2 separate regions of the Mus musculus genome follow, and region 2 is linked to region 1. The links are chromatin contacts, found by Hi-C or POLR2A ChIA-PET in ENCODE. All regions are on one chromosome and are shown on one strand. Each heading gives the region's core, a stretch centred on a gene start or an enhancer-like site at or near the end of the contact. The rest is flanking DNA. Distances are from core to core; before and after follow the strand shown. Region 1 holds the start of Pml (promyelocytic leukemia). Region 2 overlaps Loxl1 (lysyl oxidase-like 1).

Region 1 (4,611 bases), core at 1,303-3,802:
GCTGCAGGCTCTCGAAGAACACGTTATCCAGGGCCTCCCCATTAGCATCGGCCTGCCCAGGAGCCTTGCAGATGGGGCACTGCAGGCCAGGCGCCTCCAGGCATCCGGAGCACAGCGTGTGCAGGCAAGGCAGCAGTTTGGGGCACTTGGCTTGGGCCTGGCAGCTCGGGCAGCGCAGAAACTGAAATTCCTCCTGTATGGCTTGCTAGTGAACCAAGGAGAGAAGTGAGGCCTACAGAAAGCCCAGACGTCTTGTCCCCTCCACTGGCCGCCCATCCCTTCAGCTGGAGATTGGAGAGGGTAGGACCTCACATTCCATTCCTGGGAGTCATTGGATCATGTCCTGGCTTATCGGCACCCCAGTTCCTCATTTACTTCGAGCCTTGCAGCTCTCACTGCACAATTTACCGGGCACCCATCTGCTTATCATTAGACTCACTAGTAGGTCCTGAGATACAAGATAGGATAGATACATCTTTGCATTTAAGGGACTCAAGTTTGGAAAAGTATCAACTTCATATAAAGTGCTTAACACAATTGGCAGGATGACCCTCAAAAAGTTAGACTTAAACTACCGTATGACCAAGCTTCCACTTTCCATATATATACTCAAAAGAACTGGAAAAAATATCCAAGCATATAATTATATACTAATGTGCCTAGCAACACCCCCACAAAAGTCACAGTGACCCAAGTGTCCTTAGCACATGAACGCATGAACAAAATGTGTCTGCAAATGTAACAAAATAGTATTCACCCTGAAAGAGGAATGAAATCCTGATACATTCAACAACCTGGATGAACCTTGAAGACATGGTGAAATAATATGCCTGCCATAAAATTAGAAATATTGTGTAATTCCAGTCATGTCATATAAAATAATAATAGTTAGTTCATAGGTATAGAAGGTGGAGCTACTGTTCAAAGAGCTCAATACCATGGTGCCTGGCACATGAGAAATACCCATAAGTCTAATCCCAGCACTCAGGAGGCAGAGGCAGGCGATTTCGAGGCCAGCCTGGTTCACAAAGTGAGTTCCAGGACAGCCAGGGCTATACAGAGAAACCCTGTCTCGAAAAACCAAAAAAAAAAAAAAAAAGAGAGAGAGATTGAGAGAGAGAGAGAAGTACCCATAAATGTCAACTAGTATTTTTAATCCTTAGCTATATAATGCTAATAATAAAAAGTTAGGGCAATGTGACCTTATTTGTGTTTTTTGTGAAGGGAAAAATGAGTGAAGAATAATGGGATGGAGGTAGTTCCTTCCAGGGTGAGTATGGAAGGTTGAGGCAATACTCCCAGGAAGGCCATGAACTAGGCTTCCTTAGGAAAATGAGCTTGGTGGCGCATACATTAATCCCAGAGCTCAGAAGGCAGGCAGGTGGTTTCTATGAATTTGAGACCAGCCTGGCTTACAAAGCAAGCTCCAGCCCGGCCAAGGCTACAGAGTGAGACCCTGTGTTCCAAAAGATAAAATAAAATAAATCCCTAAACCTCATACACATAAAATAAATTGATGAAAATCAAAAGAGAAAGCAGCTGTGTGAATCCTGTTGGTCTTAGCAGGCACTTTGGTCTGAGCCAGGTTCTGTCTGTTTGTTTGTTTTGTTTTGAAACAGGTCTTGCTGTGATGCCCTCAGCGGTCTTGAACTCTCTTTGTGGCCTAGGCTGGCCTGGAACTTGTCATCCTCCCTCCAGCCCTACCATCCCAAGCACTATTGCTCCTGGGATGTGCAACCACAGCTGAAAAACGGGAAGTGTTGGTGTGGGGGTCAGGGAGGGCGACTATAGTTTTGCCAAGTCTGGGACATGCCTTTAGCTCCAGGCCAGAGCAAATAAGACTCCTGGCCAGGCCTTCCACAGGACTATAGTCTTTCATCTGAGGTAGGCGCTTCAGGCAAGGCTTCAGGGAGTAGGAGTTACAATCCAACTATCCCCAGTTACAATCCAACTCATCCCGGTTTTTTTTTTTTTTTTTTTAGACAGGGTTTCTCTGTGTAGCCCTGGCTGTCCTGGAACTCACTCTGTAGAGACCAGGCTGGCCTTGAACTCAGAAATCCACCTGCCTCTGCCTCCCAAGTGTTGGGATTAGAGGTGTGCCCCACACCGCCGGGCCCCTGTTCCTATTTTACTCTAGGCTATCAGTTCTACCTCTGCCCAGCCAGGAGGGTCAGGACCTTGGTGTCTCTTTAGGACACTAACCCATTAACTTACTTCTCTATAACGACCTTCTTCATCCTCAACTCCTCGACCAAAGTAAACGAATAAAAAAACCTAATAGCCCTACACCTTCTAACCCAGTAGTACCTCTGCAGGGCTTTGGCTGTGTTCATAGTCTTCGGAGGGTTCCTCTGGGGGAGGCATGGTGGGCGTGGGGGTCAGGGCAGAGTCCTGTTGTCGACAGGGAGATCCAGGGGGTGCAGGTACCTTCTGCACGGAAACTGGTTCAGTTTCCATTTCTTGATTAGGTCTGTGAAGGCGGGAAATGGGTCTCAGATCTGAGCCAGAAAACTGAGCGAGAGATTGCCCGAGGAGAGCCCGCCTCCCGAGAGGAAGTGAGACAGGGCTGGGCGGGTCTAGGGGCGGAGAGGCTGGTTCTATAATCTCCCTTCCAAAGTTAAGAGAAAGACTAGGGAGCTATGGAAGTAACTCTGGTAGAGTCAGAAAGGTTAACCAAACAAGCAAGTAAACAAGCCCGGCATGCGGGCATGGCTCATTAGCAGAACAAGGAAAGATCCGGCCACGTACGCAGCATGCACACCAGGAGAGAAACAGAGCTGACAGGCTTTTCCCTGTCTGTGAGCTATTGGACTCATTCCACAGCTATATGTCTTTCTAGTTAAAAGCCAGGTAGAGAAATAAACTCCTCTTTGAGAGAGCCTCCCAAGTGCACCCTAGTGGAGACTTCGACTCAGTACTGGGATGGGTTTGCCTGGAAAGGCATCCCTCAGCTGAGAATGGAGCATGAGATAGAAAATGACCAGGAATTCAGAGCTGCTCAGACATTTTAAAGAGAGACAAACACTTGGAAAGGAGTGGAGGTCTGAAACAGGAGAGCCAGTTTGGGAAGTAGTCAGGGCCATTTTCAGATTTAAGATGGGGCTCCTGCGAAGTGATACCAGAGAAGATGAGATGAATCATACGGTGAGAAATGGACCGATTCTACATATGATCTGAGAGTTGGTGAAGGGTTTCTTACAGCGTGTCAGCTGCGTCTCTTGAATGACCTTGAGGCAGGTGGCCTATGAGAAGTAACTGTGGGACACAGAGTTAGTTCTGAGTCAGTGGAAGGACCGTGGTGACAGAACAGCGTTGAATGGGTCTGATGACTGTGCATCGTACAGAGGTAGACAACAGGGAGGCAAGGGGAGAGCTGGCCAGCAGTGGTGAAGAAAACAAGAGATACAAAGTTAGCTTTTTGACCAAGAAAAAGCAATCCAGAAACTAGTGGGTGAGGAAAACACACACCTGCTGACACTCTCATTGGCCAGTGCCTTTGGCTTCTAACTTCAGTCTGTTCCCACCCACTTTTCTGGCCCCTATGTGCCTATTCTCTGTTCCTATGTGAAACTGATTAAAAGGGATGGTAACAGGTTCCTGCTTTTGTAAACTTAGAGTTGTGGTGAGATGGGTTCTAAAGGGAGACCCAACATCCTGGAGACTGTGGAGGCCATACATCTAAGCTGACCAGTATCCCTTGGCCTTTAAAATTAGCCCATCAAGGGCTGGAGAGATGGCTCAGCGGTTAAGAGCACTGACTGTTCTTCCTGAGGTCCTGAGTTCAATTCCCAGCAGCCACATGGTGGCTCACAAGCATCTGTAATAGAATCTGATTCCCTCTTCTGGTGTGTCTGAAAACAGCTACAGTGTACTCATATAAATATTTTGAGTAAATATTTTAAAAAATTAGGCCAAGATCAGTTATATTGTGTACAAATATTTGTGTTTTCTTTCCTCAATTTTTTAAATTATGTGATGTAACATCTATTAATAGAATGTCAATGGTTATCATATTGAAGTCTGAGATACTAATAGAATGTTTCTAGGGGGCTGGTGAGATGGCTCAGGGGTTAAGAGCACTGACTGCTCTTCCAGAGGTCCTGAGCTCAATTCCCAGCAACCACATGGTGGCTACAACCATCTGTAATGGGATCTGATGCCCTCTTCTGGTGTGTCTGAAGACATCGACAGTGTACTCACATACATGAAATAAATTAATTAATTCAAAAAAAAAAAAAAAAGAATGTCCCTCAAGGGACATTGTCATCTACTCTAAATTTTTTGTTTGTTCGTTTGTTTTTGTTTGTTTGTTTGGTTTGGTTTGTTTGTTTTTTGTTTTTTGTTTTTTTTTTGGTTTTTCAAGACAGGGTTTCCCTGTACAGCCCTGGCTGTCCTGGAACTCACTTTGTAGACCAGCCTGGTCTTAAACTCAGAAATCTGCCTGCCTCTGCCTCCGAGTGCTGGGATTAAAGGCGTGCACCGTCACGCCTGGCATCTACTCTAAATTTGCAATGCATTTGCAGTTGTATGAGGGATAGTTTTATCTGGTTAGGTGTAATTATAACATGGTTAAATATAATGTGTTTGTAATTGTATGTCAGATAGTTATAT
Region 2 (4,611 bases), core at 1,086-3,585, 50 kb after region 1:
TAGGACTTCCCCAACACCCACACTGACCACTGGAAATACAGACAGGATCAACTTTAGTTCCTTTCATCATGCCTTAGTCTCCTAATAGGGCAGCCCATTCTGCCTGGGCTGGTGTTAAGACTGACGTCACAGTGTAGCAAAGGGCCTCGTAGATAAAATGTGTAGGTTGATGTGATCCATCCCTTTCTTTTTCCTCACTCCTTGAGCCAGGCAAGATGGAGGGCGGGGCTCTGAGAGGCTCAGATACTTTGCCAGACTCTGGGTGATTCCCACGGACTATGCCAAGGCACTCTGCTCCATGCTTCACCCAAGCCTCTTACCTGGCCAGGCACTTCTCCTCTGCTGCGCATCGCAAGGAGTACAGATGGGCTCTCTGCACGTATGTGGATGCCTGCACGTAGTTAGGGTCCGGGACTAAGTCAGGGAGGCCTGGAGAGAGTGGGAGAGGAAGAACACAGCACCAAAAGGTCAGGCTGATTACCGATGGCTCCAACGACCTCCTCCACCAAACTGTTGGCCATTCTTCCTGGTCAGAGGGTCCTGGGCTCAAGGAGGTTAGTAGCAATTCACTGCCTCTACAGCTTGGTGGTGTGGGAGCCATTGAGACAGCCTAGAAGATTTGGAATGAGAACAAGACCCAGGAGCTGGAGGGAAAAGGTGTCTGGAGGGTGGAATGGCATGCCACAAGTAAAGGCTTAGGAACAGGACCAGGGAGACCAAGGGATTTCCTGACTTCCTGACAGAGCCACTCCCTCTGTCCTTGCTCCCCAGGCTTGCACACTGGCCAAGTCGCCCCCCCCTCACCTCTATAGCGAGCCGTCTTCAAAGACCACCAAGACAGCCTGGGCTTATGGCCCAGGGTGGGCCCCAAAATGTTCATAGGCAGAGCTAGGTGGGTGTTAACTGGTAGGAGGGGTGGGCAGGAAGAAAACACTGCCTGAGCCAGCAGAATTCAAAGCCTGGTGTCAACTGAGCTGCTCGGAGTATGTTCTTCTTGGCACCTGCTGCCACTTCTGGCTGTCAGACTTCAGACCAGCCCATAGCTATCCCCTGTGGGCAACCTTTGGTGCCCAACATAAGGGAGGGCCTGGCTCCCACCCCTGCAGAGCCCAGGAGGCTTTTAAAGACTGTTCCAGCCTTTGGAGCACTTGTTCTCTAGGCTATACCAGGGTCAGAAAGTTCCCTTTTTCTTCCACCAATAAGAATCTGGGTACATCAGGCCAGGTGGTGGTGGCGGCGGCGCACGCCTTTAATCCCAGCATTTGGGAGGCAGAGGCAGGCGGATTTCTGAGTTTGAGGCCAGCCTGGTCTACAAAGTGAGTTCCAGGATAGCCAGGGCTATACAGAGAAATCCTGTCTTGAAAAACAAAAACAAAACAAACAAACAAACAAACAAACAAACAAACAAAATCTGGATACGTTAGCACCAATAAGCAGAAACCACAGGCAGGCATCAGACCAGCCTCATGGAATAAGGACAGGATGCTCTTGATGATGGGATGAAGGCTCAGGTAGTGGAGTTGATTCTTGCTCCACAGCTAGTTTACAGGGAAGTGCCTGGGGCTTTAAGTTCTTCTCTAGAGCCTTGAAATTCTGTCCAGCAAATGATTAAAAGAGACTGTAAGTTCTTCCTAGTATCTTAGACTTCACTCTTGGGGAGTGAGGAAGGGTAAAGATGGGGTGCTTGAGTCATGGAGAGGGGGATCTAGGAACCCTGTCTGCCAATCCCTCCCCTCAGCTTAAAGGTCCTGATAGTGAGGCAGACAAAGGAGGCCTGGCTTCATAGCCTTTGACAGAGGTATGTGCCTGCATACTACTGCCCCTCCCTCCCTCCCTTCCTCCCTCCTCCTCCTCCTCCTCCTTCTCTCTCTCTCTTTCTCTCTCTCTCACACACACACACTTATAGATTCTTGCACATACATACACACTTACAGACTCTCTCACACACTCACACTTACATACATGCACACACTTACATACATGTACACACATACACACTCACACTTACATGCACACACACACACACACACACACACACTCACACTTACATACGTCCCTTAGGCCTAGGCCTTGGACCTGTTCTCCCTGGGGCCTGGGCCTCAGGGGCAGCCTGCTCTGGGCAGCCAGGGTGATCTCACCTACTTGGAATGGAGAAAAAGCTTAGAGTACAGGGTGGGTGAGGATGAGGTGGCTCCTGGCAGATGGGGGACTTCTTGGCCAGTCTAGGCTCTATGACATGAGCCCCCTGGAATGTTTGCAGTCATTTCCCCAAGGGACCCTCAGGACCTCAAACCAGCTGGGAGATGGTTCTCATCCACTAATTCCCAGAAGTTTCTGGAAGAGGAGTAAGAAAGGGAGGAGGGGTCCCCTTTCCCCATCTCTAGCAACTCAGCAATAGGTGGGTGTGGCAGCTGGGCTTAAGCCTCATGGGCCCGGCATTCAGCACCAGACAGTCTGCCGCTCCCACCCAGGCCCTGTTTCAATAAATACTCCACAGATGGCTCCACAGAGCTTTCCCGGCCCGACCCTTCCTCTCTAGGCTGTTTCATGAGCTGGCTGTGCAATCCTGGACAGTGGACAATTGTGATCATGTGTTGAACCCTGATCCTGATCACATACTGAGCCCTGATCCTGGTCATATTGAGATCTAACCGCCGAACTTTGATTTTCACCACACACTGAGCCCTGATCCTGTTCACACATAGAACCCAGAGCTGGGTCACACACTGAGCCCTGATCCTGGGCACACTGAGCCCTGATCTATCAACAACTCTGAGCCTTAGGACTATGAGAAAAGACCCTTCAAAAGGAATCCTTTCTGATTCTAATGGAGGTGTAGCTTTGGTGTAAACCAGGGGCTGCTGGGAGGAATTATCTGAGAGTACACTTGAGAGACAGGGGCCCTTACACTTCCCAAGATACAGTATTCCCTGTGATCTTAAAGAGATAGGTACACTGTTACAGATGTGGACAGTTGTGCATCCAGTCACCAACTGTTAAAGAAGCAGAGGATGTGGTCTACTGGCAATGAGTGGGATGCATGTCCTGCCCTCAGAGAGGCCCCTACCTGAACAGAAGGAACCTACAAAAGAGTATGAGGAAATCCAACTGCAGGAAAATCCCAGTAGGGGGTGAGGTATGCCCCATAATCCTGAGTCTCAGCTCTCTCCTGTCATTCTTCTGTTTTTATAAAAATAAACTTTTTGGGCTGAAGAGATGGCTCAGCAGTTTAGAGCACTTGCTGTTTTTTTTTTTTTAATTTATTTATTCATTACATGTAAGTACACTGCTGTAGCTGTCTTCAGACACACCAGAAGAGGGCGTCAGATCTCGTTACAGATGGTTGTGAGCCACCATGTGGTTGCTGGGATCTGAACTCTGGACCTTCGGAAGAGCAGTCGGGTGCTCTTACCCACTGAGCCATCTCACCAGCCCCACACTTGCTGTTCTTGCAGGTGACCTGGGTTCCACTCCCAGCAGTCACAGGGTGGCCCACAACCATCTGTAACTTCAGTTCCAGGGGATCTGATGCCACCTTCTGGCCTCCACAGCCACTAGGCACACACAGAGCACACATACATATATAGAGGCAAAACACTTATAGAAATCAAAGCAAGGAAATAAATACAAGAAAGTGAACTTCTTTTTGAAGCATGCTTTACACACAAAGACACAGATTTTGGTCTGTGCAGTTTGGGAAGGTTCTGACAGATGTATGATGTCATCAACCACTACCACACCAGAGGTAAGAAAGTGTCCCCACCCCTGACACATACTAATATGGTTTTGAAGCACTTTAGATTATTTTTGTCTTCTCGGGTAGTTACATGGAATCGTCCCTGTTATAAGTTCAGCATTGTCTTTTTTTTTTTTTTTTTTTTTTTGAGACTGGGCTTCTCTGTGTAGCCCTGGCTGTCCTGGAACTCACTCTGTAGACCAGGCTGGCCTCGAACTCAGAAATCAGCCTGCCTCTGCCTCCTGAGTGCTGGGATTAAAGGCGTGTGCCACCATGCCCGGCCAGCATTGTCTTTAATTTTGACCACCACCAAAGTCCCCATGACTCACCTAACTCCTCCCTCCCTCCCTGTGCTCCCAGTTCCTTGCTATCCTAGAAGTTCAGGCTGGGTTTCCTACCTCAGCCTCAGGAACCCTTGCTGCAGTCCCAGGACCCTCCCTTAGCTGGTTTGTTTTTCCAGGTAGGAACAAAGCTTCCTTCTTCAGGAGGATAGGCTGGCTTTTCATGGTGGGGCTTGGGTATGGGAGAAGGCCGGATGTGATGGAAGGGAGAAGAAGGAAGCCTTGCATAGAGATTGGCAGGTTCAGGGATAAGGGAGGCTGGTTTGCCATTGGCTTGTAGGGCACAGGCAGGGTGATCAATGTGGAATGAGGTCCAGGTACTATCAGTGTGGTCACCCCTGTTCCAAGATGGGTCAAATTCAAGGGCACCATCAGTTATGGGAAAGAATTCTGAGGTAGAATTCTGGGGGTTGGCATGTATTTTCCAACAAACACAGATTTGTCCTAGAGCGCCTGCGATCTGCACAGACTGAGTAGTTCAGGTCAATGGGACTATGTTTTTTTTTTTTTTTTTTTAAGATTTATATAAGTACA

Evidence for each region. Hi-C counts contacts between places; a loop is a spot of excess contacts on that map. ChIA-PET counts read pairs that join two places held with the same protein, here RNA polymerase II (POLR2A).
Region 2: POLR2A ChIA-PET joins it to region 1 with 20 read pairs in Patski. The contact joins the enhancer-like site here to the promoter of Pml in region 1. A Hi-C loop is called at or near these places in 17 of 37 maps with a recorded cell type or tissue (CH12.LX, CH12F3, T-helper 1 cell and 9 more). POLR2A ChIA-PET finds 5 or more read pairs at or near these places in 5 of 5 experiments (Patski and embryonic stem cell).

The regions. Positions count from the first base shown.
Region 1 is chr9:58,247,234-58,251,844 of GRCm38, forward strand. It overlaps Pml (promyelocytic leukemia), which reads right to left and starts at 2,553. Exons shown (of 9, transcript NM_178087.4): 1 at 2,308-2,553; 2 at 1-205. The coding sequence starts at 2,457.
Region 2 is chr9:58,297,301-58,301,911 of GRCm38, forward strand. Loxl1 (lysyl oxidase-like 1) reads right to left here. Exons shown (of 7, transcript NM_010729.3): 2 at 321-429. Among named protein-coding and RNA genes, the nearest start is that of Loxl1, 14 kb to the right of the region's middle. Within about 2 kb of position 2,336, at least 1 of the 3 ENCODE cell types and tissues checked has a DNase peak (open chromatin) inside an H3K27ac peak, as active enhancers do; it is heart, where a contact is called at or near this core.